Linked DNA regions of Mus musculus: regions 1, 2, 3, 4, 5 and 6 are each linked to region 7. A link is a loop called in an ENCODE intact Hi-C map of the cell type or tissue named here. Cell type or tissue: heart. All regions are shown on one strand.

Region 1 (4,000 bases), 760 kb before region 7:
TTTGTGGAAAACCACAGACATCCGTGCTGAGCCAGAAGGTGGCTCAGGAGAGCTCAGCTCTGGCAGTGAGGACGTTTAGAGACAGCAGATCAATCATTTTGGTCTGTTTGCCTTTTCTGTGTATGTACAAAGAAGAGATAATAAAGTCTCCCAGTAAAATTTAAGTGTTCCCAACAAGGAATCTAAAAGCGATATGTGAGGGTTTAATACACTCTGTTTTTGCTTTTGTTTTTCCCTTCGGCGGCCCATCGCATGATTGGATGGAATGTAGTGCTCGCTCCAGACCCAGATCTGACTTAAAAATTTAAGTTCAGCTCTGCAGCTCAACAACCGGCTGAGCTTGACCGCATTACTTAATCCCTTTGAGCGTCAATTTCCATATCGACCGTGGGGTGAGATGAGAACAGTGCTCTTTGAATTCCGGGTGAAAACGCGAAACAACTCAAACTGGCTCAAGCTAAGGAAAGGATCGAAGCCTAGCTACCTCATGTAGCTAGGCTTCAGTGGTGTTTCAGGATCTCAGGTCTGGCTGCCAGATCCCAACCTCTCTGGGCTGGTTTGCCATATTCTTGTGCTCTGATTGGGTACCAGGCCCTGCTACGAGCCAATCCTCATTGCCAGGAAATAGCTGGAACCTGATTGGTTAGATCTGCCAAGGAGCTGAGGGCAGAATCAGTTCCACCCTCATGAAATCACCACTGCCCACAGGAAGTGGGTGCTCCCTGGGATGCCTAAACTCAGCCTCTCAGACCACCATACCTGCTACCTTATAGAGCTGTCTGTGCGTGCTGGTAACAGGGGTGGCCACATAGTGGGGTTCCATAGACTCGGTCTTTCTTTCCTCACATTGGGGGCTATCTGCTCTTTGGGACTAACCAGGGCAGGTCACACAGGATGCGGAGGTATGGAGGTGAGGTGAGGAGTGGTGTGGGCATTCAGAAGGGGGCTCCTACAAGTAACAGAACCTGTTCTCAGAAAGAAGGGTTCGGATTTTTCCTCCTAGGCAGATCGTGCACAACTCTCATGAGAAGGTCATAGAGGAAACATCTGGATGGCGTCACTGCTGTCGTTGTGGGTGGGGAGTTGGCACTCAACTTCCTTTTCTGGGATAAGCACTCGTGTGGAATGGAAATCAACACTTGGAGGTGCTTGCGAAGACCCACGGAGCACGTTTCTTATGGACCGCTTGAGCTGCTTCCGGGCGGAATTCTCTTTAAAACCTTTGCTACAAACATCTAAAGTGTGGTGGCAAGAGAGCTGAGAGGAAGAGCTTGGAAACGGGCTGCTGGTGGGATGAGGGATCAGCACACCCAGCTCACTAAGGAGGCAGAAGCTTTTCTGAGTGGGATTGGAGAACTCGGTGCGGAGCGTTCCTTATCTGCCCAGCAAGGTTCTCTGCTGTTTCCCGCCCACCTCTGGACCCCTATCCAGACATTCACCAGCTACAAAGGGCTCAGCTTCTACAGTGCTATTTGTGGCTTTCATGGCTCACGTGGGTCTCTTACTTGGTACGGAGAAAGCCTTTGTGTACCAGGCAGGCCAGCAGAGGAGGCCGGCCCCTCCTGCCATTTAATCCTAACCCACAGCATCAGCTGCCTTTGCAGGGACAATTTCTTTCCTTTCCAAATAGGGCCTCAAAGCCATCCATGTCTCTTGCTGCTACCATTCCTTCTGAGCTGTGGTGCAGGGCAGCCGATGCTCTTCCATGCCCCAGGAAGCCATTCTATGCGAGCAGGAAGAACAAGGGAAATGGCGGTTGGGTTTACCTCGAGAGACACACTCTTTTTTTTTTAGTTTATCTGGTGACAGAGGCAAGTTGTAAGGTTATCACCTGTGCCCCACCTGCCAGGTGCTTACTGGTTCGCACTGACTGGCTCAGCAGTGAAGGTTTGGGGGTGACACTGTGCCACAATGTTCCAACGGCCTTAAAGAGGGTACCCAGCCCTGCCTCTTCTTTTGGGAAGGCTACAGGCCAGATCATGGCAGGAAGGTGTCTCAAAGCTGTGTTGAGGGTTTGGGAGACAGTGCAACCATGAGGTACTTGTTCTGAAAATTTAAGGACCCAGGTTTGAATCCTAGAGACCCATGAGAAAAAACAGCCAGGATGTGTGTCTTTAAGCCCAGAGCTGGGGAGGAGACAAGAGGATGTCTGAGACTTGCTGGCAAGCCAGTCTAGCCTACTTGGCAAGTGACAGATTGTAACTTTAATTTATTTTAAACCTTATTTTTAATGAAGGCTCTTCCTCCATGTGCCTTGCCTCAGCACGTGCATCCAATCAGCCTGAGTCCACAGAGTCCTGAAAAATGCAGCTCAACTACTCAATGTAAGGCAGACCAATACATATGTGTTGTTAGCAAAGAATCCTTCATCACGTGTTCTTTCACATGCTTGCCTTAGCAGAACATCCTCTCTCCTGTGTCTGCTTCAGCAAAATGTTCCTTCACGAGTCTACCTTAGCCTTTCACACCCGTGTCCACTTTAACAAAATGTTTCTTCTATGTGTTTCCCCAGCAAAACACCATCCAACCGGCTTTCCAAAGAACCCTTAAGTTCCCACTTCTACAGATCAGTGTGAAACCTGTCTTAGGAAACAATGTGGGTATCATCCGAAGATCACTGCCTAAGGTTGACCTTTGGCCTCTATATGTATACACACACACACACACACACACACACACAGTTACACACATACAGTCACACGGAGACACACACACAGTCTCTCACACACATATCTTCACACATACACATACATATAAAAACAAAATCACTAAAACCTTTCATTGACCGAGTACATCAGCATATTAGCCATGGCCTCTGTCTGGAGTGGAGTCCTGCAACTTCTGATGGGCAATAATAAGTCCTGTCTCATCAATTCCTCTGGGTCTTGACCATATGGGTACATTCACTTTCCAAATCCTTTAAAATGTTAAATGTTCCACAACTCCCACAAATGGATCCTTTTTTTTTTTTAATGGAGTGGGAATGGCCCGAAGATTTAAATGAGATGGACATTGCTTATGTGGGTTCTGGGGAATTTGAACTCAGGTCATCACAGTTGCACTATGTCTTACTCACTGAGCCATTTCCCTAGCCCCCTAGTATCCTTCCTACCTTTGCATCCCATGCTGAGAAATACAGTTGCTTGGGTGGTCACAGTGTAGACGGACCATATCCCATCCACCACTCCCGGGTACCAGGTGGGAAGGTTGACAGTGGCTGGGAGCAAGTCTGTGTCTCTCATCACGGACACACGGATGTCTATAAATATTTGTGGAATGACGTATGGAGGACAGCGAGGTTCCTTGTAATCAACCTCGAGTTGCTATAGCGATGCCGTGGACTGGTAGTTTAATGAAATGAAATGCTTCTGACAGTTCTGGAGGTTGCTAGGGCCAAGGCTGAAGGACTTTGTTGTTCTTTGTTTGAGGCAGGGTCTTGCTAGGTAGCTCTTGCTGACCTCAAACTTAGGATCCTTCCCCCTCAGTCTCCCGATTGCTGGGACAACAGGCATGTGCTGCATGCTGGGTGTGCTGGTTAGTTTAGTTTCATTTAGTTTTTGTCAACTTGACACAAGTCAGGGTCACCTGGGAGGAGAGAACTTCAGCTGGGGACATCCTCCATTGGATTGGCCTATGGACAAGCCTCTAGGGCATTTGCTTCGTTAACGATTGATATGGGAGGGCTCAGGTCACTATAGGCAGTGACCACTGCCACCCCTGGGTAGGTGGTCCTGGGGTCCTGCTTAGGACCCACTGAGCAAGCCAATAAGCAGCACCCCTCCATGACCTCTACTTCAGTTCTTGACTCCAGGTTCCTGAATTCCTGTCTTGGATTCCCTCTGTGATAAACTATGACCTAGAAGTAAAAGCTAAAAGTTTCCTCCAAGGTTGCTTTGGTCACAGTGTTCATCACAGTAACAGGAAGCAAGCCAGATAGGTGGCTGCCCCAGAGGTTTCTTTCTGCTTCACTGTCTCTCAGTGAGATGGAGGAGGTCACAGG
Region 2 (4,000 bases), 200 kb before region 7:
AGTCCAAGCATCCCTTGATTCTTATAATTAACGCCTGGGCATGAGCAACAAGCAGAGACGTACCAGAGAGATCTCTCGGGTTTACACGGGTGCTTATTGTCCCTTAAATAAACAGCAATTAATAGAAACACGTTTAATTAAGGTTTAATAGTCAATAGGGATATTTATCTCTCGAAGAGCCTTTAGGACTTTCAGATAGCTTTTTATAGGTGATGGAGCAATTTGTCTAAAAGAATTTTAATGTGTGTGTGTGTGTGTGTGTGTGTGCCAGGATAGTGTCTATGTGAGTGTGTCTCCCTGTCTGTGTATGTTTGTGTGTATGTGTCAGTGCATGCTCTCTCTCTCTCTCCCTCCCTCTCTCTCTCTCTCTCTCTCTCTCTCTCTCTGTGTGTGTGTGTGTGTGTGTGTGTGTGTGTGTGTGTGTGTCTGTGTGTCTGTGTGCTCCTTCCACTGTGTGTTCTGGGAATTAGACTTAGGACCTCAGGCTTTTGAAGCAAGCTCTTTTGCCTTCTGAGTCATCTTGCTGGCCTCTGTGTAGCAGTTTCTTACCCCAACACATCCTTACCCCTTCACAGGACTGTGTCTGTACAAGGGGGGGGTGGGCGGAGGGCTAACCATGACCAAGTCTTTTCCCTGCAGACAGACTCCTGGGGAAACCCAGGTATCCTGACAGGCAAGCTCTCACTTCGGAGAGTCCTTATCTCATACCACCTCACGGTGACCGCAGGTAGCCACACGAAGATGATTTCTACTCAGAGGCTTGCCTGCCATTGGCTCGTGCCTCATTTCCTGTCAGTTCCGCCACCCCTGGGATGGCTGAACTTCAGGAAACTGAATTACACGTAGGTTCTTCCTATTCATCAAAGCCACTTCATTCTGAGCAGCACCTCGGAAAACATTGAGACTCCCCAGTCTGGAGCACACAAGAGATGAATCATTACTAATATTCTCAGGAACAAATTGAAGCACAAACTGATAAAAAAGAAAAGAAAAGAAAAGAAAAGAAAAGAAAAGAAAAGAAAAGAAAAGAAAAGGCAAGCGCCTAAACCTTCCCCCAAACAAAAGAAAACAAAACAAATCACATCCCTGGGTCTGGGGAGATGGCTCGGTGGAGTGCTTCTAGATCCCTAGCACCCATATAGAGAGCCAGATCCAGCCGTTCTGTGAGCTATGGGTTCACTGAGAGACCCTGTCTCACGGTGGACAGGGATTGAGAAAAGCACCCAACATCGACCCCTGGCATCTGCATGCATGTGCACAAGCACTTGTGCACAGGAACATGTACACATGTGCACATACAAACACCATGTTCATAGAGTGCAAAGCTCTCATAACTTAAAGGAATATCTCTTTCAAAGTAACACGGAGAACCTTCTAGAAGCTGTGCTTTCTGTCATCCAGCACAGAAGGAACACGGGGCACAGGTGTTCTTTCAGGCTGGTCAGGAGCTGTGGTACCAGGGACAAGGCCTGCCTCTTGTCTTTGTTTTTAAGAGCAGATGCTCAAGCCGGTGAGCCCAGGAAGCCTGCAGCTCAGTCTCCTTCCGGGCAGCAGGGGGCAGAATTTATCCCGGAATTTATCTGCAAGATCGCTTGCTCTGCAGTTCCCACCTACCCTGTCCTTCCCTGCCTGTTTCCTGTGGGGTCCAGACCCACATCCTGCATCCTTCCCCTGGGCCTGTGGTCTTTCTCCAACTCAGGGCCAAGAGGCTCCTGCACTGAGCCTCTGCAGCCAGAGACCCCACCCCTCCACTGTAAGCCAGAACTAGAGAACAGCAGGGCTGAGAGCTCAGGGCAGGTTTCTCATCTCTCCTCCCTCCCTGACCTGAGGCTGGGATGATGCCCTGACATTGTCTGGAATCTCCTCTACTCTCTGCAGAAAGCCAGTGCTGCTGTTACAATGGCCATCTCACCACTGTCTTGGTCTCCCAGTGACCCTGCCCTGTGGGCTTGGAGGAGAGTTCCTTTTCTGTGTGGTTCCATATAATCACTTAACAAAGGATGGCCCCTGTCACCGGGCTCTACCATCCAGCCTGAGGTGACCCCCATCGCAGACCTGTACTCAGGGAGGGTCCTGTTGCCAGGGAAATGCTATGCATGCCTGGCTGAAAATTCCAGGAAACTCTCTTACACCCGGGAAGCAAGACAGATAGAAATTGAGGGTATGTCTGCATAGAGGAGAGAGGGAGGGACACGGTGGAGGGAAGGTAGGTGGGAGGAGCCAGCATGGAGAACATAGAAGTATCTAGAAGGCTGGTAGGGAGTGGGTAGGGCTGTCCCTTCAGCCTTGCTTTGTTTAAGTTCAGGATCAAGGGTCAGCCTCCTCCTTGGGAGCCTCTCTCCTGAAGGTGAAGCCTCCCTATGATTTACAGCCAACTTTAGAGGCAGGTTTGGCAGAGCTTGCCTCGGTTCCCAGCACTCAGGACGCTGCAGCAGGCCAGGCGTGTTGCAATAACAATATTGCAACAATAACAATAATGTACAGCTTCTGCCCAGACTAGGCTGGATAGAGAAACACTGTCTCAAAAAAGGGGGGAGGGGGAGACAGAGACAGAGGCAGAGAGACAGAGAGAAGAGGGAGACCTAAGTCACCCTGATTATACCAACCTAGGCTACCAGGCCAGCCTTTAGTGAACCTGTTTAAAACGAGTATATAATTGTAGAAAAATAGACCTAATAAAAATATCAATTAACTTTGCTGTCTCTCTGTGTGTCTCTGTCTCTCTTTCTGTCTCTCTGTCTGTCTCTGTCTGTCTGTCTGTCTTTCTCTCTCTCTCTGTATGTGTGTGTGGTGTGGTGTTTATGTGCATGTGTAGTGTGTTGTTAGTAGCTATGTGTTTCTGTGGTTGTATGCTTGTGGAGGCCAGAGGTCAATGTTGGATGTCTTCCTCTGTCAATTGCTACCATATTTTTTTGAGACAGAGACCCTCACTGACCCGAGCACACCAATTCTGCTAGGCTGGCAGGCCAGTATCCTTACTGGGGACCCAGGGATCCTCCTGCCTCTGTCTCCCCAGCACAGGGATTATAGACCCACACTGCAGTGCCCATCTTGTATGTGGCTCTGTGGATCCAAGCTTGTGTCTTCACGCTCACACAGCAGGTCCTTCAGCCACTGAGACCTTACTCTTAACCCTTCTTCAGTGTTAACTGTATCAGCAGCATTACTTGTGTCAGACTGTTCCCAGGAAAACTTCCCACTGGATACTAGCAGCCCCCCTGGCCTTGGCATCCCTACTGACTGTACAAACGCACACTCTAGCCACCCCCACCATCTGCCTGTTTAAATGCACAACCTGGGTCCCCCACATGAGTGGATTCGCAGAGTACTTTTTTTTTTTAAATTTCCACAAAGTTCAAATGAAAATGCGCACCCAAGATGGCTCTTGCTGTCTTAAATTACTTCTCTGTTTGAAACCCTTTTCCTATTGATCCCTGAATATGGAGATATAGCTCAGGGAATATTCCACCAACAGGAGCTGTGTGCTGACATGACCCGAGGTCCCCATTCTTTTCGAAAGGTTGACTGAGGTCTGCAGTAGATCGATAACCCCACAGAAGCATTGTGGATGCTTCAACTTAGGCCTCATAGAGTAGCCCAATAGGCACCTCTTGGAGATGGCAGGCTAGACAGAGGGTTGTACAAGGGGCTTCTGTTGTCCATTCTGGGACCATAGGGAAGGGGCTAGCACCTCAGTCCTCTTCTCCGCCTCACTGGAGAGACAAGTGTGGGGCTCTTGGAGCAAACAGGGGTCCTCACAGCCCCACCCACAAATCCAGGATGAAACCTTCATGTGTCTCCTGGAAAGGTCAGTGCTCAAAGTCTACCACTGTTGAGTCAGGAGAAAGGGTATCCCACCGGAGTCTCCTGGGAGAGTTGAGTCCCATACCCATGCTTCCTGCAGCTATGGGGACTCTTCACCCAGCTCCCAGGCCAGCTTGCTTCCAGGGCTGTATGTCCCTAGAAGGTTCGAAACTCTCTGTGACGGATCTTCCAGTTT
Region 3 (4,000 bases), 170 kb before region 7:
CCTCAGGGAGAATGTGGAAATAGTAAATAAAATAGGAGACCCCCATACTCACTCGGTGAAACTCACAGACTGTCTTGAAGCCAAGTGAAACCTCCGGAAAATGAGCAGATTAAATACAAAAGACAAATGGGTCAGCGGGTTCGGAGACACACAAAGACAAACTGCCCAATGCGGGGCTGTAAGCAGCATAGCACTTTAGAGGTCTGCAGGGCACACTCGCTAGTGTGACCTGCCTGCAATTTAAAGAGCCAAACAGACTCATAAAGGCCAAGACATGTATTTAAGCAATAGATATAATGTCCACAATTTGATAAAACTCTGGTGTGTGATTCTAAGAAGCTTAATAAGTACCATCAGGGCAAACACAGGAAACCACATGAAGACAGATCACTGTCCAGCACCCGAACGCTGGAAAGAAAGACATAAAGAGAATTAGATGAAAATAGTTTTCATACAGGAAAACACAACTAAGACTTCTATAAATGTCTCTTTAAAACTCACTCAAGAGATAAGATATAGAGGCGACAGCCTTAACATTATATTTAAGAAGCAAGGTGTGGTGGCTGAAGTCTAATCTAAGCACACAAGAGGTTGAGGCAGGAGGATTGCAGGAGTTCTACCTGGGTTACCATGTAAAAGCCCATTTTTAAAAAATAAAAATAAAAAATAGAAGGCTCTTAAAAATAAAGTTTAGTACTCAGAAAAACACATTATGCAAAAACACAGGCATGCTAAATGTCTGGAAAATTAAACAGAATTGAGCACGATTGGTCAGGAAAACCTAAGGACATGTCCGTACTTCTTTTGCAAGAGGAGACTGCAATGCATTCAACATTGGAAAGCTGTCAATTAATGTAATTGCTTTCATATTCATTTTTCAAAAGATAATTTAACAGTTAAATAAAACTATAAGAACAGGAAGAATCCTTCACATATCTAATTCCGAGAAGCCAGAAAGTACAGGCTGGAGGATTACAAGTTCAGGGCTACAGAGTAAGCCCTGCCCCCACCCAAGAAGCGTAACCCCGCCTTCTACCCAACAAAGAGTAAGCCCTGCCCCACCCTAAAAAGAGTAAGTCCTGTCCCCTACCCAAAAATTCAATCAATCAAAATAAAACAGGAGAAACGAAAGAAAAATAAAAATATGTTCTTCTGTGGAATTTCAGCAAATATCAAAGTAAAATATGACATTAGCATAAAGAACCCTAGGAACAAATACAATTTATTACTGTAGAGTCTCTAAATTAAACAGAAATTGTCACAATATTGAAGACAGGCCACAGTGAATTGAAATGTTCATACAGTGAGCCCCAGAAAAACAACAAACTTGGAGTGAAGGGGCTGAGCTGTAGATAAAGATGGCGGAATGAAATTGTTCCAAACAAAGGCAGGTTAAGAAGCTGGAGAGATGAATCACAAGTTAGACTGCTTGCTGCACTTCCTAGGGACCAAAGTTCAGTACACAGCACCCATGCTGGGTAACTCACAATCACATGAAACTCCAGCTCCAGGGATCTGATGCCCTCTTCTGGCCTCTGCAGGTACTGCGCTGATGTGGCACACACACACACACACATACACACACACACACACACACACACACACACATACCACAGCACACAGACACAGCACACACATACCACCACCTCCACGCACACACAGCACTTACACACCACATACACACATATGCACATGCATGCACATAGACACACATACACACACTCACATATACACATGCACATGCATACACTCACATACACACATGCACATGCACACATACACACATGCACACATGCATGTACACACACATTAAAATATAAAAATTAAAGTAATATATATTCGCACATTAAAATACACATATATACATAAATATATACACACATATGTGTGTATGTATGTATGTATATACATATTAAAGAACATAAAAAGAGGGTAAAGGGCATATATGGCCTTGCTGCTACTGTGGCTGTCACAGGGAGCTATAGAGGTCTCTCTGTGTCATTTTCATGTCCAATAAAGCATTCTTGTGTTCATGCGCCCTCCACTCTGGATTCTGAAGAGTGTCCACTCATCTTATTCCTGGCACCATCACAGTGGCTTGCAGGGTATGTTGGCTGCTAGCCTTTGCCAAATTGACACAAACCTGGGACACACAGATAGAAGGAAGCTCAACCAAGGAGTCACCTCCATTGGTCTGGCCTGTGTCCAAGTTCATGGGATATTCCTTTGATTTCCAGTTGGTGTGGCATGGCACAGTAGAATGCCATGGCAGTACCTCCACTGGGTGGGTGGTCTTGGGCTGTATAGGAGAAGTAGCTGAGCAAGCCACAGGATGTGTGGTGGTTTGAATAGGATTGGCTTCCATAGGTACCTGCATTTGAATGTTTAGTCCAGGGTGTAGCCCTATTTGAAAGGATTAGGAGGTGTGGTCTCTTTGCAGTAGATATGGCCTTGGAAGAATGTGTCTTTGTTGTTCTTCCTATGGGGTTGCAAACCCCTTCAGCTCCTTCAGTCTTTGTCCTAACTCTGCCATTGGGGTCCCTGTACTCAGTCCGATGTTTGGCTGTGAGCATCTGTTTCTATATTGGTCAGGCTCTGGCAGAGCCTCTCATGAGACAGCTATACCAGACTCCTGTCAGCAAGCACTTCTTGGCATCAGCAACAGTGTCTGGGTTTAGTGGCTGCATATATGATGTATCCTGAGGTAGGGCAGTCTCTGGAGGGCCTTTCCTTCAGTCTCTGCTCCTCTCTTTGTCCTTGCATTTCCTTTAGACAAGAGCAACTCTGGGTTAAATTTTTTGAGATGGGTTGGTGGCCCCCATCCTTCATTTGGGGTTGATGGAGAAGTCCCGGGGACTAAACCACCAACCAAAGAGTACACATGGAGGGACTCATGGTTCCATCTGCATATGAAGCAGAGGATGGCCTTATCTGGCATCAATTGGAGGGAAGGCCCTTGGTCCTGCGGAGGCGCGATGCCCCAGTGTAGGGAGGGGAATGCTAGGGCGGTGAGGCAGGAATGGGTGGGTGGGTGGGTGGGTGAACACCTTCATAGAAGTAAGGGGGATGCAAGAGGAGGTTTGCAGAGGGGAAACTGGGAACTGAGATAACATTTGAAATGTAAATAAATAAAATAACCAATACAAAAAAAATGTGTCTTTGAGGTCTCCAAGCCCACTCCTGTCTCAGTGGCTAGCTCTTCCTTCTGCCTTCACACCTGGATGTAGAACTCTCAGCTACCACGTCCGCCCCATGTGTTGCCAGGCTTTCTACTGTGGACTAAACCTCTGAAACTATAAGGAAGCCCAGATTAAATGTTTCCCTCTATAAGAGTTGCCAAGATCACGGTGTCTCTTCCCAGCCGTGGAACACGGAGGAAGCCAGGGAGCAAGTCAGTAAGCAGCATCCCTCTGCAGCTTCTACTCCAGTTCCTGCCTCCTGGCTCCTGCCTTGAGTTCTGCCCTGGCTTCCTGTGGTGATGGGCTGTATGTAATTTGTAAGCCAAACAAACCCTCTTTCCCCCAGGTTTATTTGGGTCAGTGTTTTATCACAACAGAGAAACAAACTAAAACAGAAGTTAGGACCACTTCTGTGTTCTGGTGGAAGGATTTTGGAACTTGGGGTGGAGAAGCCATTGAGTGCTCAGAGCTTAAACAGCTCTTCTGTGGGAAGTTGGAACGTTATAATGCTGTGATCAAGGCAGAGGATGGGGGAGTGGAGTGTGATGTTTTAGAGGGAAATTCTGATGCTCTCAAAGGTTCTACCAGAGCTGTTTGAGTGATATATTGAATTAAGAGTCTATGGTTTCTGGTCAGCTGTGGCCAAAGAATTTGATTAGCAAGAGACAAGCACCACTGGTATGATCATCTTTGCTTTACTGGGACAATTTGTGCTGGTCAGGTGGGGCTGAAGGATTAGCTGTGATTAATAAGAGGTAATTAATTATCCCCTGAGGTGAAGTCTTCTGGGGAACACCTTCTCAGGGTCATTATAGAGGGTT
Region 4 (4,000 bases), 770 kb before region 7:
GGACATTCTCAGACTAATTCAGCTGGCCTGAATTTAGAAGCAAAAAAAAAAAAAAAAAAAAAAAAAAAACGGGGGGGGGGATTTCCATCTATTGATTTTTCATTTGGGGGATTATACCATTAAGTATCCCAAAAGGTAGGATGGGACCCGACTCAGATGTTGAAGAAATGGAGTCTTTCTCGATCTCTGTCCCTCTCATACAAAGGTTCAGGCTCTCTGCAAAGATAAAGCCACAGCCTAGACTGCACACAGGACTTTTGAAACCAGTCAACATGCAGCGTCCCCAAGATCACCCCCGGGTTCCACGTTCGCAGAGAGACTTGTCAAAACCTGACAGTTTTACGGTCTCAGATGGTTTCTTAGGAAGGAAAGGACATAGGGTAAGACCATGTTGGGGTGGGGATAGGAGTGAGGGTGGGCTTCAGGAAAAGACCCAGAGCAGAACGTTCTGGGCTGTCTCCCAGGGGTCATTCTCCTGACAGAGGTGTGACACGACAGCTAGGGGTCAGACTCATGTCTGGAGTTCTTATTAAGTTACATGGGAAGATCTGATTGGTGGTTACAAGCGGCTGTCACAGCCTCCCCATTTTATTGGTATTCATGGCCCAAAGTGCCCTCCTGAGCTGGCCAATTCTGCATCTGGTGTGGCTCTTGCCACCCTAACGAATAACATCAGTCTATCCAGGGTGACCCAACATCCCAGACAAAGAGTGTGGATCCTGTTGGAGCATCTCAGGGGGTGATACTCTGTGGAGGCCGAGGACAAATGCAGGGTATCATCTGGGATAACGGTGGAGTTCTTCACCTTACCCAGTCCTCTAGAGCACAGCACACACTGAGGGGAGGGGGAGGGGAAAGAGATGAGAACACAGCCTGCTGAGTCTCTAATTCCCCCTCTCAGATGCTGCCTGGCACTTTCTTCTCTCTCCTTTTTTGCAACCTCTGTTGAAATTCTCTGGAACTAACACCCCCTGCATGACCCTGATGACAAAGTTATTTTTTTTAATTTATTTTTTTATTTTTTTTTTAGAACATTTTCCTCTGAGGGAAACAGGCACCCTGCCTTTCTCTCAGTGAGAGAGAAATGTTCTTCTGGATACTTTTTAAATTCTCTAAAAAATCTTTTGACTCTTTTGCTAAGGGGAAGCAACCTTCCAACAGAGCGACACACAGATAATGTCCTTTGAATGTTGGCACAGAGCCTAAATCAGGCCCCAGGGGGCACCACACTTGCTAATGGACTCTGCCCTCTCTCAGAGATGGAAAGCCAGCCTCTCCCTCTCTATGATCACTGGAACCCCAGTTGTGCTTCTCTCCCACAGCCCTGGCATGACCTCGGGGTGAGCGGATGACCAACCTTCCCTGTTAAGCGATGAACCCACCCAGCTGTGGCTTCTGTGAGCATCGTGTGTTCCAACTCGAGGCATGTCAGGGGAGTTCTCTCCAGGGGTGGGGGGTGTTGTTGCTCTTCTGCACACAGCAGCCCTCGTGCCTGTGGTCTCTGTGGGTACCCACAGGCTGGGCACCACAGCAGAAGCTGTTTTTTGCTTGAACTCTTGCAAGGTGGTTGGGAGGGATGTTCTAGCAAATGCTGCTTTAGACTTCGCAGCAACTGTCTCAGCAGGAGGGACTCCTGACACAGAGACTGCAGGGTCCATACCAAGCTCCCCTGGTCCAGGCCCAGAATACCCAGCTGTTCCACCTGGGTCTTTATCCTTAGTGATCTCTCTCTCTCTCTCTCCCCTCCCCATGTCATCGTGTGTGCACCCCCCCGCCCATGTTATCACACTTGCAGGCTGCAGCTGGAGATACAGAGTAGAGGATAAACTACTAGGTACCAGGGTCTCCTGAGAGAGCAGGAAAGCAGGGCAGGCTGTCTTAGAAGTTGCATGATGCCCCCACCTTGCAGGCTCAGACAGCCATTAGACTTCTGAGCACAGTGCCTGGGAGGTCTGGGACAGCAGCAGCTGCAGTTTAAAGAAGCAGATGCCCAATGAGGTTGTGGCCATCCCATGACTTGGTTCTATCTCGATAGGGACAGGGATATGTCTATGTGTTTGGATTTCGTATGGCATAGGTCAGAGCTTGTTCTGTATATCACCATGACAGTGTCCTATGGTACGTGCAGTCTATCTTTTGTGACACCATGAAGCACATGGAAGAGGGGACCTCACCCAAGATCACCTGCAAATAGGTCACAAAGTGCTTTGGACCCACTGAAGCCTGTGTCTCTGGTCACCAACACCAGGGGGCAGGATGAGACAGGAGAACAGGCAGGCTGCTGCAGATCTTCCACCTCCCATCCACTCTAGTGACAACCTCTGAGACCCAGCTTCTCAGGATGCCCACGAGGAAGTGGCACGGGCATCAGGTGAAGCACAGAGAAAGCAGTTGCCTTCCCAATGGCTTCCAGAATCTTCTGAGAAGGATTGAGATAGGAGTAGAAACACCTATAGAAAATGAGTCTCGCACGTTGGGGTTCCTGAAAGATCCAGAGAGAGGGAACATCAAACCTGTATTAGCATGAAGAGGCAATGCAGAAGCCTGCAGGACGGGTACCCGGCTCACAAGGCCCGCCCATAAGCCCCCCCCCCCCCCCCGCGTTCACAAGCTACGCCCACAAAGCCCAGGGCCAGACTGCTGCCTACTGTTCCAGAAACCATCTTCAGTTGTGCTCTCAGGGCACATGTCAGGCTGGTGTGCCTTGGGCTTCTGGCGCCATGGTTTTGCTGGGGAACTACCTTCCGGTGCCGCTCATCCCTGGGTGGCCTATTCTCATGTCTCTTGACTAAGCCTTCCCCTTCTCTGGTAGCAGCACTGTCCTGCACACAGAAGAAGCCCAGCCCCTTCACTGAGCCCTCTAGGCAACACGCTCATCTGTATCACATTGGGCCCCGGTCCCTAGGAGACCACAAAGATTCAGGATCCCAGCTGGGTCCTCTGGCATCCGCTTCTCTGGAGCCCCCATTCCCACGTACTTTCTAGGATACACCTTTTATCTCTTGAGATCCGTTAAATATTGGGGAAGCGCTCAAGGGTGCGCTGGTCTACATGAGGAAACCGAGGCTTAGAGTCACACAAGCCTTGGCTGAGCCCTGGGAGTGTGGAGGCACATGTCTGCATGTGCCTTCTGTTGGGGTAGTCCTTCCTATCTTCCTAAAAACTGTTCTCTTCAAAATCTTCTCTTCCTCCTCTGGTCTCCAGCCTTCTTCCCCTCTGCCTCTTGGCCATGCCTCTTATCAGAAGTAATCCATGTCCCACCCAAGCCTGCCAGAGGACTCCTTTTTATCAGCCTGGACCTTGCCACCTGTTTAAGGAGCCTGGAATGAGCTTTCGTTTTTTTTTTTCAGAGCCTCTGGTGCGCTGTCTAGAGAGACCCACACTTACGTGGTATAGATCGTTACTGCACACTTGTGCTCTGGCACACGTGCATTGTATCCAGGTGTGCTTTGGTACACACCTCAGTACCTTTGTCTCAGGTCTTCCCTTAACCAGGTACAGAAACAGGTGGAGTGTGACATACGGGTTGACTGTGGGATACAGCCAGTAGTATGGGCATAATGGGCACCAGTTTATAGGAGAAGGGTAAGCTGGCATAGGCTCGCTTCTCCTACGATGAGTCCATGCTGGGTAGGGAAGGGGGTGTTGCAGAAGAGTCAGCCATGAGACTGTGAGCAGAACCAAAGCAGAGAACAGAACGGGAGAGCATCTTTGATCCTGCCCTTGCCCAGGCTGGCTGCTGCCTATGAGTCAGGGCAGCTGGCTGGGGCCCAACTGCCAGTGCAAACATGATGTGACATGGCTGTCCTATGCCTAATAGAACATATGTTACCAGAGACTTCTGGGAGAACCCAGTCCATAAGAATGGAGGTGTAGGTGTGAAACAAACCTAAGCCATCATGCTGGTTGGCACTTAAGTCACTTAGGCCAGGGCACATGTCTACAGCTTCATCTCCCCAGCCCCATGCAGAGTGCTGGTTCACACATACATATATACAGG
Region 5 (4,000 bases), 53 kb before region 7:
AGGAGTTCCCTCCACCCACACTCCCACAGATACCTCCTTGCTGAACTATAACTGCAAAACCAGCAAGCCCGTCCCTGGAGTCAGCCATCTGCACGTGGTTGACATTGATGAAGAGTGTCTGTTCTTTATTCTTTCCTGTTTGATGGCTTCCAGTGAGCGTGCTTACCTTTAAAGTGTTTGTGCATCTTATTTTGGCTCTCCGTGTTTACCCTCCGAAACGCAGGCTAATGACGCCCACCTCACCTCCCTCTGTCCCTTAGGAAAAAAATGGAGCCCATAAAAACCACCAGACTGGTGACTGAGCAAATGGGTTGGCATCATAAAATTTTGATTTAGAGGTTGAGCAAATGTGATGGAATGTTCTGGCGTGCCCTTCGGAATTGTGAAAGCTATTTTTGGCATGTACATATTTGCATACAATTGTCAGACTCTCTCTCTCTCTCTCTCTCTCCTCTCTCTTCTCTCTCCTCTCTCTCTCCTCTCCTCTTCTCTCTCTCTCTCTCTCTCTCTCTCTCTCTCTCTCTCTCTCTCTCTCTCTCTCTCTCTCTGTGTCAGGTGACTCAGGCTTGATGGAACTCACCAGCAAAAGCAACATAGTGATGCTTCTCGGTTGGTATTGGGGCCGGATTGGGAAGGTGAGTACAGACAGACACAAAGGAAATGAATCTTGGATCTCCCCAGCTTGCTCCTCATTTGAGCAGAAGTCTCAGTAGTAAGGGAGGGGCCCATATAGATCAGGACTTACCCACAGAGCATGTGGCTCCTACCTTGAACAATAGATAAATAACTTATCTCCCTCTGGGCTTCTGGAGCACGAACAGGACCTGGGGATTCCTCTGTCCTAACACCAGATGAGCTTAAAGACAGCCATCAGCTTTTCCTGCCAGCTACCTGTGAATTCGAGCTTCCAGGGGCTGCTCCACGCCAAGCCATGCCTGCCCCCTGCCATGCTGGTCATAGACTCTTCCTCTAGAACCGTTTGCAAACCCCCAAATGCCTTCTTTTATTAAAACAAACAAACAAACAAACAAACAAACAAACAAACTCTGTAAAGATGACCTTATCTCCGTCCAGCTCCACGCCGTAAGCCCTATGAAAGCTCCCGGGTAGACAGGACAGTCATATTTCTCCCTTGGGAGCCCCTTCCATGCTCCAGGGTCCTCTCTTACTTTTTCTTGACAAACTACACTCAATCCATGGCCTGTTCTTCCTCTGTTTATGTCCACCTATTCTTCTTGGGCTCAGAAGAAACGCAGAAACCACTGGCTCAGGATGGCTTTGGTGGGCATTGACTGTTCGAGAGATTAACACCTCAAGTTAAGATCAGCGTGAGCAGAAAAGGCTCTGTCGGGCTTCAAGAAACCGCATCCTGCTAAGTGATGTCTTCCCTCTGAGGGACAGGCAGGTGTATGAGGAGGGGACCTTTCTTTCCCCTTGTTTCATTTTGGGAGACGCGCGTATAACAGGAAATATTCTTGGAAACGGCTCTTTTAAACTTTCTGTGGCCAGGCCTGGTGGCACCAGCTGTAATTCCAGCCACTAGGGGGGCTGAGGTTCATCAGGAAGAGCAAAAGTTCAAAGCAAGCCTTGGCAGGTTAGCAAAGTAAGAACTAAAATGCAGGCCGTGGGTGGAGGGGGGAGGGGAGGCCCAAATCACTTGAAGTGTCCTGAGAAGTTGTAATAGACATTGAGATTCAAAGGTATTGTTTTTGTTTTATGTGTTTTTTGTTTTTTTCAAAATCCCAGGAACATCTAATTTATAGGAAGAAGAATCATTGAGAGAGCAGTGTGAAGCAGCACACAAGATTGGGGGTGGGGGGTGGGGAGGGGCAGGATGAGCCTGAAGTAGCATGTAGCATCTCTGTTCAGAATTCACGAGGAGACGGCCACAGCGGTAGAGGAGAGGGCTTGCTGTGTACCAGGCCTGGCCCTGTACAATTTAATCCCTCCACCAGCTCATTTTACAGCTGGAAAACAGAAGCAAGTAGCCATCCAAGTGGCACCCAACTGAGGCTGCTCCTAATTCTAGATGCTGCGGCTGCCTGAGATTTACAAGCCCCTCCCCCACCCAGTGGGTGCTTCAGTCATTTTCAAGAAATGATTCCCTAGGCTCGGAAGAATGCCTTCCTTTCCTAGAGGCCCACAGAGGCAGCGAAGGATGGCCTGTCCACACTTCTGCCTGACTGCTAACAGTCCAAGCTCTCCATAGGACACAGGTCTGCCAGTCCACCCTGGATCTGGTCAGGCTGCCTAGGTTCCCCGTTCAGCCGTGTCTTAGTTACTATACCATTGCTGTGGTCCCAGTACCCTGATAGAGCAACCTAATGGAGAAGGAAGGAGGGAAGCCCTGTTGGCAGGAGCAGAAGCTGGCTGGTCCCATTGTATCTGTACTCCGCAGAGAGCAGCAAATGAAGTGTGCAGCTGGCTCTCCCCGTCTTAACCAGTCCAGAATCCTCACTTTCAGGAGTTGGCCCACACACCATTAAGACGGGTCCTCTCCCAGGCCATTCTAGATTCCCTCAAGTTGACATTTGAAGCTAATCATTACGAATGTAAAGACACCTGCCGTGGTTGGTTTTAATGTCAACTTGGCAGGAGTTAGAATCAACTGAGTCTGGAGCTTCAGCTGAGGGACTGTGCTGATTGCCTTTCTATGTGGGAAGTCCCACCCCAACAACAGGTGACACCTTCTGCTAGCAGACAGATAAAACGGAGCAGCAGAAGGAAGGCAGCTCCCCGTTGGCTCTCCTGCCTCCTCTATCACCACCTAACTGATTTCCCCGGTTGCTGCCGGTGCTTCCCTGATATCAGAATCAACCTTTCCAGGTTCCCAACATCTGCCTTTCTCTCAAACATTCTTATCTTCCCAGCTCCTGATAACAGACGATGAGCCCTGATCATTCACCGGCTTTTTCCAGCTCTAAGTTCCAAAGGCCTCCTCCACATTCCTCCCGAAAGTCAACACGGTCAGGACCGTCAAAATGACACCCTGCCCTGTTAAGGATGTCTGTCCTAGCTTGGTTTCTGATGCTGTGATCGCCACATTCACCAACGCTAACATGGGGAAGCAAGTGTGTATCTCACAGCTCACAGTGCACCATTGTGGGGAGCCAGTGCAGGAAGCCAGTACGGTTGCTTAAAGGAAAGAGGGCAGAGTCCACTGCTGAGTGTCTGTCAGTCCTGAGGTCTTAGAAGCAACTCTACTCACCCTGTCCTCCTCCAGTGTTTGATTCTTCTGCCCACCACCTTCCAGAACAATCGAATTCTGTCTTGACTGGCTCACCCAGTATTCTTTTTTTTTTTTCCATTTTTATTAGGTATTTAGCTCATTTACATTTCCAATGCTATACCAAAAGTCCCCCATACCCACCCACCCCCACTCCCCTACCCACCCACTCCCCCTTTTTGGCCCTGGCGTTCCCCTGTACTGGGGCATATAAAGTTTGCATGTCCAATGGGCCTCTCTTTCCAGTGATGGCCGACTAGGCCATCTTTTGATACATATGCAGCTAGAGTCAAGAGCTCCAGGGTACTGATTAGTTCATAATGTTGTTCCACCTATAGGGTTGCAGATCCCTTTAGCTCCTTGGGTACTTTCTCTAGCTCCTCCATTGGGAGCCCTGTGATCCATCCATTAGCTGACTGTGAGCATCCACTTCTGTGTTTGCTAGGCCCTGGCATAGTTTCACAAGAGACAGCTACATCTGGGTCCTTTCCACAGCTGGGCCTGGAGTCCTAGCTCTAGGACAGGGGCTGGGCCTGGAGTCCTGGCTCTAGGGCATGGTCGGGGCCTAGCTCATTAGCCTTTACACTTCTTATTACTTTCATTTTCTCCATTGTACTCGGAAATGCATGAGACGTAGGGAGCTGTCTCCATTGATTCACTGGTTAAATTAGCTGCTATTTCCTTCCCCTGCATTACAGGCTCAGAGTAATTTGTTTATGAATCAAATGTTCTGTAGGCTCTGAAGGAAGGCTTAATATGCACTCATTACAGCCA
Region 6 (4,000 bases), 69 kb before region 7:
GATGATGAAGTAATAAGAAAAGAGGCTTCTAGAGTGGGGCCATATCCTGCTGTGTTGGAAAAAATTGTGTACCTCAAATTAGGGGGCTCCTAGGTTGTAAGCTATTTCTACACTTGCTTGCCTGGAGGGCTTCCCTCAGTTGGAATCTGGCCAGATGCACCCAGGAACATGTTCGGTTGGGAGATTTTTTTTTTTTAGATCTTCCACTGGTGTATTGACTGGGAGGCCCTCCGTGGATTTTTATGGTGGTGATTTGTGCCTTAACACATCCACTACTGATTTGGGTGCATACAAAGGCATTAGCACTTCTTATCCCAGGTCGAGACCTCAACACAGGTAAGGGGCCAGAAGACTCTTCACAGAAGATGTTCCCTGGGAGACAGGCTCAAGAGCGTCTGTCTCGCACAGAGCTCCCCACCCCCCCCCCACCCCCAGTGGTTATGCTCAGCTTACAGACATCGCAGGGACATAGACTGAGTGTCAAGAAGGTTGGATAATGCTCAACTCACTCAACTCTCTCCAGTACTAACTACCACAGTGTGAGGTCTACGGTGTGGCAGGGGTGGTGGAGTGACGTACTTTGGTTTACTTTCTTTCGGTCTTGGGGACGTCAACTGAGCTTTCCTGCATTCAGTAAAGGGGTCTGAAGAAAACCTTTGTTGTACCGTTCTACAATGAGGGAATCAGGGAGTAAGTCGAAAGCCACTCTCTCCTTTGGCTGGTCACATTGCATGGATGTGAACTCCCAGGATGCCTTTCAGGTGGCTGTGGGGATGTTTGATAGGTGTTGAGAAAGACGCCATGAGCCGAGAGAAGCAGCACACAGCTTCCGGAGGTGGCGTTCGTTCACCGTCTCTCTCTATCACTGGCATGGAGCCCATGATTGCGTTTTTCCTGAATGCTCGGTAAAGGATGATGACAGCCACGAGTGGAGGGATCCCCTAGGGAGGCTTCCTGCTATGGAACAATTGGTTCTTGCATAAAACATAATTTCTGATTGCTTCACTGGGCTTGTGTGGGGAACTTTAAGCAGCCCTAGAAAGAGAACTCAGAATGCTAGTCAGGCCCCTCCCCTACTGAGCTCTGAACTGCAAAAGTTAACAAAACAACCTTCAGAAGCAGCACCTCACTGGAGAAGGGGAAACAACCCTGCGGCTAGAGGTTAGAACTGGGAGTGCAGAGGGGGCCCCTTCCCCAGTATCATGGACAGAAACGCTTGGACACCCTATTTGAAGGACAGTATTCTCCATGTGAGCGCCTACAGCAAAGGCCACTCCCCTCTGCCCCTGGAATTCACAATCATGGTCAGAATGAGCTGCCAGGAGCTAGAGTCAGCAGGAGCAACAGTTTCTAACTTCCTCTCCCAAGAGACTGAACAGTAGACTGATCGCAGTGAGAACAGGAAAGTCCGGCGAGGAACACTTACAAAGTCGAAGACAGAACTGCAGGAAAAGGATGGAGCAACAGACAGACTCCAGCAAAAAGCCAAACGGAACGTTCTGAGCTGAGAAGTGTATTTATTGTAAAAGGCCCCGGCACATGCTAAAAGGCAGAAATGGAGTTGCCATACACAGTACTGGGGAAGGAAAGTACGCACAATCGAACCCAGCCATGAGGCCTACACACCTTGATAACTGGCCTGGCAAGACACGCCCACTGGTGTAAAGGTGGCTTGCTGCGGTGGGAATAATCAGCCACCTTTTGGTTGGATTCAAATCCTGATCTACAAGATAAAACCCATACCTGATACCACCAAGAACCCATGACTAGACTTGTGGTAGGCCTTAGGGGAGAGCCTAATTCTGCTCTCTACTGAATTTACATAGTAACAAACTGGCCCATACATTCTTATCTTGTACCCATAGATTAATACATTATTCAAACCCACGTCAGAATGGTCTGTTTGTTTGTTTTGTTTTGTTTTGCAGTAGATCCACAACTGGTCAAGATACAGAGAATAAGAGATGCAGAATGCTCAGCCTTAGACAGTGTATCTTCCAAGGAAGATACATCCCACCTTCCCAAGGCCCGAGGATCATTTTGAAAGTCCAGGTGGATAAGTAACCACAAAGAAACAATGTTGCATCTTCTGGGACACAATAAAGCCATTGTGCATATGAATTTACATCTATTAAAGTAACATCAACAAGACCTGGCCAAGTTCAAGCAAGACCAAATCTCAGCTTGGAGAGGGGAAGTGGCTACAAAATTCCACCTCCTAGCTGAGCAGCTACTAGCAGTTCATAGCTGTTGGAAGAGGGAAAGTTGGTTTTCTTTAAGCATGAAGCCCAGGGTGGGTTTGTCATGCTCCTGGGGAAGGTCACACATCCAATACCATACATACAGGCAGCACCAACTGCACTTGATGGGTTTTTAAAATGGAGGACACAGAATTGGGTGAGTAGGGAAGAGATGGATCTGGGAGGAGTCTGGGGAGAGGGGAAATATAACCAAAACACAGTGTGTAAAATTCTTAAGGAAATAATTAATAATAATAATAATAGAAAAAAGGAGCCAAAAGAAAAAAATTAAAAAGCAAATTGGATCTAACTGAAAAAGGTGGTAAGCTGGAAAGTAGACTTCAATTGACAACCCATAACAGACCTCATAGAATTACAAAGGGGAGAAAAAGCTGGAGGATGGGGAGGAAAGCTGAGGAGAGCTGTGACAGGCTGTCTCTGGAATTGACAGAATTGTGAACTCACAATACCAGCACTGGACCACATTCAGGCCACGGAACCCTAGCACAGATGAGGGGGGACCTCCGAGGATCCACCCCTTAAGGTAGGGGCTCTGAGGCTCCACCCCTAAAGGAGGACTTCCGAGGCCCCACCCCTTAAGGGAGGACCTCCGAGGCTCCACCCCTAGCTTGTGCCTCCATGATGTGGGCAGCTGAGCAAGATTGATCTTGTTAGCGTTTGCATTTGAGAAAGCAAGATTCGATGCTTGTGATATTTGCTGGCTCTGCAAATGGTCACTTGTTTAGTTCCCATGATGCTCTCTGCTTATCTTTACAGGTATCTTTATCTGCTGTTATCTTTACAGGTAGATGTACTGAGAAATGGGATGAGCTGACTAATACAAACTTTCAAATCTTGAAAATGAAGCCATGCCATTAGTACATCTGACACGGGATGGCAAGATGGCTCAACCAGGCTCTACACACACTTGGCAATACCTGAGGGAAAACTGTGCAACCTCCCACTACACAAGGAACTCAGCTGTACTTGGAAGAAGGATAGACACATCTAGACATAAAGGGATGGGAGAAAGTAGGCCATGTAATTAACCACTTATTGCAGGATCGGTGTGCTAATATCAGGCAAAAATAGGCTGCAATACAAAAAAAAAAAAAAAAAAAACCAACAACAAAGGGAGTCATTAGCAGGGAATGTCGGTGTGGTATGATTTATGGGTCAATTTCCAAGGAAGACACAATTCCAATCTGTATTCGCCTAATAGAATTGTCTCAAAATATGTAAAGTATTGTCTTATAGAGTTATGGGAGAGACTGATGAACCCCCCCCCCATCCCGCTGGGAGATTTTGCATTCCATCTCTCAATAATGGATAAAGCAAGCAAATTTCTTCCTAAGGATGTAGGAGAATTCAACAACCTGTAACCTGCAAATTGGTGTGTGTGTGTGTGGGGGGGGTACTTGCTGTTCAGGCACGCAGACAACATTTACAAATGTTAGTCCCCTGGTATTGGAAGCCCCAAGAAGCCCTTTCCCTATCAAATGTTCAAGCATGACACCCAGGGCCATCTGCTGGGAAAGTGAGGAACATATTTACAATATGTGTTAAAGCCACGGTTTTAATTTGCCAATTTGCCAGGGTCCTTTTTAATTTTAATTTAATTTTATTATTTACTTATTTATTTATTTATTCTGATTTTTGCAAGAGGAGATCAGAGAAAAGTCCTGGGTGTCAGGAGGAGGGGAATGTATCAAGGATGTTTTAAGGAGACTGAGAGCCTTCATTCTTCATTCTGAATGGGA
Region 7 (4,000 bases):
ACACCTGCCACTTCCAAACCACTTCACAGCTTTACAAGGTGAGCACAGATGGTCCTCTGCGGAGGACAGCCTGCTGTATGACTTTCCAACCTCACAGGGACATGGGGATGCTTTCTCTTCCACAAGATATTCAACACTCCATTGTAAAGCAGGCTTCCTAGTTGACAGCTACGCCCAGCTTTGACGGATGTCAGAGCTCTCCAATCAGGTTAGGCTGGGCGGAGCTGTAGGGGGCCTCTATGGAGGGGCACACACACACACACACACACATTAATGAGATTTTCACGAAGGATGAGGAGGCCATTATTAAGACAAGCCTCTGTCCTTAGTGGAGGGGTATCCACATAGTTGCTGTACCCAGCATAAAAATGAGAAAATTGAGATCTGAGGGTGAGGGAATTTGCCCAGGGATTCACAGCCATCCTTGGGGCATAACAACCTGAAACGATACTGTCACATTGGGCTGAAAATCTTCGATCCAGTTTCTGATGGGGTCCTGCAGGGCATCCAGGACAGGAAGACATGCACAGTGGGGACCTCACCTCAACACTCAGATGAACACAGGGATGCTTGTTTATAATTCCATACCAGTCCTGAGCCAAGTCATCAAAGATGAGGGAAAACATATTTCAATCAAAAGGACACACTGGGCTGGCAAGCAGACTCGGGCAGTGGAGGTCCTGCAGCTAACCCTGAAGACCTGGGTTTCATGTCCAGAAAAGGAAATCAACACAGTGGATGTAGAGGAAACACAATAATCTGAATACCACACATGTACCATTGCACACACACTTGCACACACACATGTGCACACACACACATCTGGACACACACCCACACACCCACACACACATACACCCCTGCACATACCTATATACACACACACACCACACATACCTGCACATACCTACACACACAAACATAAACAAACAAACAAACAAACAAACAAACAAACAGATGTAAAGAATTAGGACTTCAGGGCTGAAGAGATGGCTCAGAGGTTAAGAGAACTGACTGACTGCTCTTCTGAAGGTCCTGAGTTCAAATCCCAGCAACCACATGGTGGCTCACAGCCATCCAAAATGAGATCTGGCGCCCTCTTCTAGTGTGTCTGAAGACAGCTACAGTGTACTTACATATTTACAATATTAAATAAATCTTTGGGCCTGAGTGAGCGGGGCCCGGAGCAAGCAGGACTGGAGGGAGCAGAAGTCCTGAAATCAATTCCCAGCAACCACATGATGGCTCACAACCATCTCTACAGCTACAGTGTACTCATATACATTAAATAAATAAATAAATCTTTAAAAAATGGGACTTCAAATAATCCTTGAGTGTTTAAAAAATAAAATAAGATGGCACATTGAACCTCTATTATGTACCATTGAGTAGGATATTTTCAGGGGCAAATGAAAGTATAAATTAAAAAAAAAAAACCTTCATTTTTGTTTGTTTGTTTGTTTGTTTAAAGAAATCTACGTTTTATGGCTACCTCGTCGTGTATGATTTAAAAGAGAGGGAGGACAATGCCCAGGTTTTCCACGCCCTACCCCAGGCTGAAGAGGTTGGGAAGCTGAGAGCTTGCTGAGTTTGGGCGGTGGACTCCTGAGGGCCCCTGGCATGCAGGAGGCTCCCCCATGGCTATCAGTCACGGCTCTAGAGAGTAGGCTCATGAGGGACCACAGCAGACAGGCCGGCCACTCCCGGGACGGAAGCTTCTGTGTTCTGCTTTGAAGCTACAGCAACTGAGGGTTGGTGTTTCTCAGCTGACCTTGGACTCTGGCTGGGGAGTCTCCCTCAGAGTCAGTGGAGCTAAAGAATGTGGGCGTGGAGAGCGAGGGCTGAGCCTGGGCTGCGGGAACGGGATACTCCTGGATGGAGGATCTCACTGGCTCTCCAGAGCAGCAGAGCGCCTCCTGGTGGTCAGGGCAGCAGCCTGCGTCAAAGCCAAGGCATCACTCAGGGTTCACATAGAGTGGCCTCCGGGGACAGGTATCAACTGCTCTAAGTTGTTATCCTTTCTTCCCGCTGATGTGATTGGAGACTGGTTAGGATGCGTTAGAAGGGCAGTGTCCCGGAACACAAGAACCTGTCTGGGTGTCTCTGAGAGACTTAAGAACGAGGTGCTTCTCGTATGGGTATTAATCCTCATCTTTTGCTTACAGCAGCGAAGTCAATATCTAAACGCATCAATAAGGACGCCAAAGGCACATTGATAACTTTCTTTCTCCATCTTTGGAAGTCGCGAGACTCTCCCGAGCACTTATAAAATTGCGTGTCACTTTCCTAAGCTTAAAATGATTTGGAGCAGAAACCCGTTGCCTCGTTTGTCTCCCCAGCCAGTCAATAAATCTGACAGACGTCCCTGAGTTATAGCTGGAGTGTTGGATCTTCAGAGTACAAGCTGCTTGCTACGTTCCTAAGAAGGAACACATGTGTCTCCCGGAAGGCCAGGGTAGGAGAGCTTCTCTTGTGGGATCGTGGTCACGTGTGAGCCTCATTCTCTCTGTCATAAAGTTCGATGATGAGGTTGTAAAAGAAGTGGGTGGAGAACGCTTTTTGCAAGAGCCAACAGCCAGCGAGAGGAAGCGCTTGAGAGCTGGGAGTCGCTCCCCGAGGAGGAGTGTGGAATTGATGAAGACACTTGAAGATGCTGGGGGCAGGTAATTGCTAAACAAGTCCGTTCCCATAACCAGCGTTGGCGCTGGGGAGAAAAGGGAAGCTGCATGACCTCAAGTAGCCTACCCAAGAGGCCTGAGTGCTTTGGAGACCGTCTTCCTTCTCAAGCTTGTGAGTGTACTCTGGGGATCAAAGTGAAGCGTCTATGTAAGCCTTCCCGGTGCAAAATCCTGGCTGGAGTGTATTCAGGGCACTGAATGAATGGCTGCTGCTGGAATCTGGTGTTCTGTGCTGACATCCCAGGACAGGTTGGGGTGTGAATAAGACACAGGATGATGGAGGCTGTGTTAGGAGCTTTGCATTGTTGTGACAAAATGCCTGAGGCTGTCAGCTTCTAGGAGGAAGGGATACCTGGACTCACGGTTTCATAGACCTCACTCTGTTGCTTGGATCTGACGTTTTGGGAGCCAGAGCGTCCTGGCCAGAGCATGTGCAGAGGATTGTGGAGACTGAGAGGCCAAGCTAGAGACAGGAAAAATTGGAGCCCAAATTTTCCTTCAAGGGCAGACTCCTAGTGACCTTCCTTCCTTCCTTCCTTCCTTCCTTCCTTCCTTCCTTCCTTCCTTTCTTTCTTTCTTTCTTTCTTTCTTTCTTTCTTTCTTTCTTTCTTTCTTTCTTTCTTTCTTTCTTTCTTTCTTCCCAACACCCCTAAAATGTCACCCCTGCTGGACAGTGAACAGGCTGGTGACAGAACCATCAACACAGGACATTGTAGGGACATTTAATATGCAAGTTAGAGCAGAGACATAGGACATCTGCTGGAGGGTGAGCTTGAAGTAGATCTAGAAAGGAGTATTCTGGAAATGCTTCGTCTGAAGGCACATAAGGATCGCTCCAGCAACACTTGGTGCTAGCAAAAAAATAAAAAATATGTTGGATGACCATCCATGGAGAATGCATGTATAGTGAGGTGACCACACTGTGGATAACTATGCAGCCATAGAAAAGGATGAACCACAGACACAGATCTACATGGGACAAAAGTAAAAGGCTTGGAAGGCAGAGGCAGAGGCAGAGGCAGAGGCAGAGGCAGAGGCAGAGGCAGAGGCAGAGGCAGAGGCAGAGGCAGAGGCAGAGGCAGAGGCAGAGGCAGAGGCAGAGGCAGAGGCAGAGGCAGAGGGAAGCTGCGACTGCAGGAAACATGGCTGTGCTGGTAAGCTTTAACCGTGAGCGTGACACAGTCTAGGATGGCCTGGGAAGAGAGTCTCAGTGAGGGATTATTTACATCAGGTTAGTCTGTGGGTACATCAACGTGGTGTGGCTAATTGCCAGGAGGAATGTGGTTACCTTAATTAAGTTAATTTGTGTGGGAAGACCCAGT

Evidence for each region. Peaks named below come from ENCODE experiments on the same cell type or tissue, not always from the same donor. Only the 100,000 strongest peaks of a DNase experiment are listed, where the experiment ranks them.
Region 1: it touches region 7 in a loop (4-fold over the local background); 3 of 42 quality-filtered maps call a loop at or near these places.
Region 2: it touches region 7 in a loop (4-fold over the local background); 7 of 42 quality-filtered maps call a loop at or near these places.
Region 3: it touches region 7 in a loop (2.1-fold over the local background); 2 of 42 quality-filtered maps call a loop at or near these places.
Region 4: it touches region 7 in a loop (10-fold over the local background); 3 of 42 quality-filtered maps call a loop at or near these places.
Region 5: it touches region 7 in a loop (4-fold over the local background); 2 of 42 quality-filtered maps call a loop at or near these places.
Region 6: it touches region 7 in a loop (5-fold over the local background); 2 of 42 quality-filtered maps call a loop at or near these places.

What each region holds. Positions count from the first base shown.
Region 1 is chr4:153,933,251-153,937,250 of GRCm38, reverse strand. No RefSeq gene overlaps it. Among named protein-coding and RNA genes, the nearest start is that of BC039966, 15 kb to the left of the region's middle. In heart, no CTCF peak of the experiment used is centred here; no DNase peak of the experiment used is centred here.
Region 2 is chr4:153,375,744-153,379,743 of GRCm38, reverse strand. All of the region lies in intron 5 of Ajap1 (adherens junction associated protein 1), which reads left to right. Among named protein-coding and RNA genes, the nearest start is that of Ajap1, 110 kb to the left of the region's middle. In heart, a CTCF peak has its summit at 1,553 (motif pointing right); no DNase peak of the experiment used is centred here.
Region 3 is chr4:153,342,712-153,346,711 of GRCm38, reverse strand. No RefSeq gene overlaps it. Among named protein-coding and RNA genes, the nearest start is that of Ajap1, 140 kb to the left of the region's middle. In heart, no CTCF peak of the experiment used is centred here; no DNase peak of the experiment used is centred here.
Region 4 is chr4:153,941,706-153,945,705 of GRCm38, reverse strand. No RefSeq gene overlaps it. Among named protein-coding and RNA genes, the nearest start is that of BC039966, 6.8 kb to the left of the region's middle. In heart, a CTCF peak has its summit at 2,240 (motif pointing right); no DNase peak of the experiment used is centred here; H3K27me3 peaks cover 1,602 bases.
Region 5 is chr4:153,227,008-153,231,007 of GRCm38, reverse strand. No RefSeq gene overlaps it. Among named protein-coding and RNA genes, the nearest start is that of Gm31055, 64 kb to the right of the region's middle. In heart, a CTCF peak has its summit at 1,530; no DNase peak of the experiment used is centred here; H3K27me3 peaks cover 591 bases.
Region 6 is chr4:153,242,586-153,246,585 of GRCm38, reverse strand. No RefSeq gene overlaps it. Among named protein-coding and RNA genes, the nearest start is that of Gm31055, 79 kb to the right of the region's middle. In heart, no CTCF peak of the experiment used is centred here; no DNase peak of the experiment used is centred here.
Region 7 is chr4:153,173,729-153,177,728 of GRCm38, reverse strand. No RefSeq gene overlaps it. Among named protein-coding and RNA genes, the nearest start is that of Gm31055, 11 kb to the right of the region's middle. In heart, a CTCF peak has its summit at 1,918 (motif pointing left); no DNase peak of the experiment used is centred here; H3K27ac peaks cover 200 bases.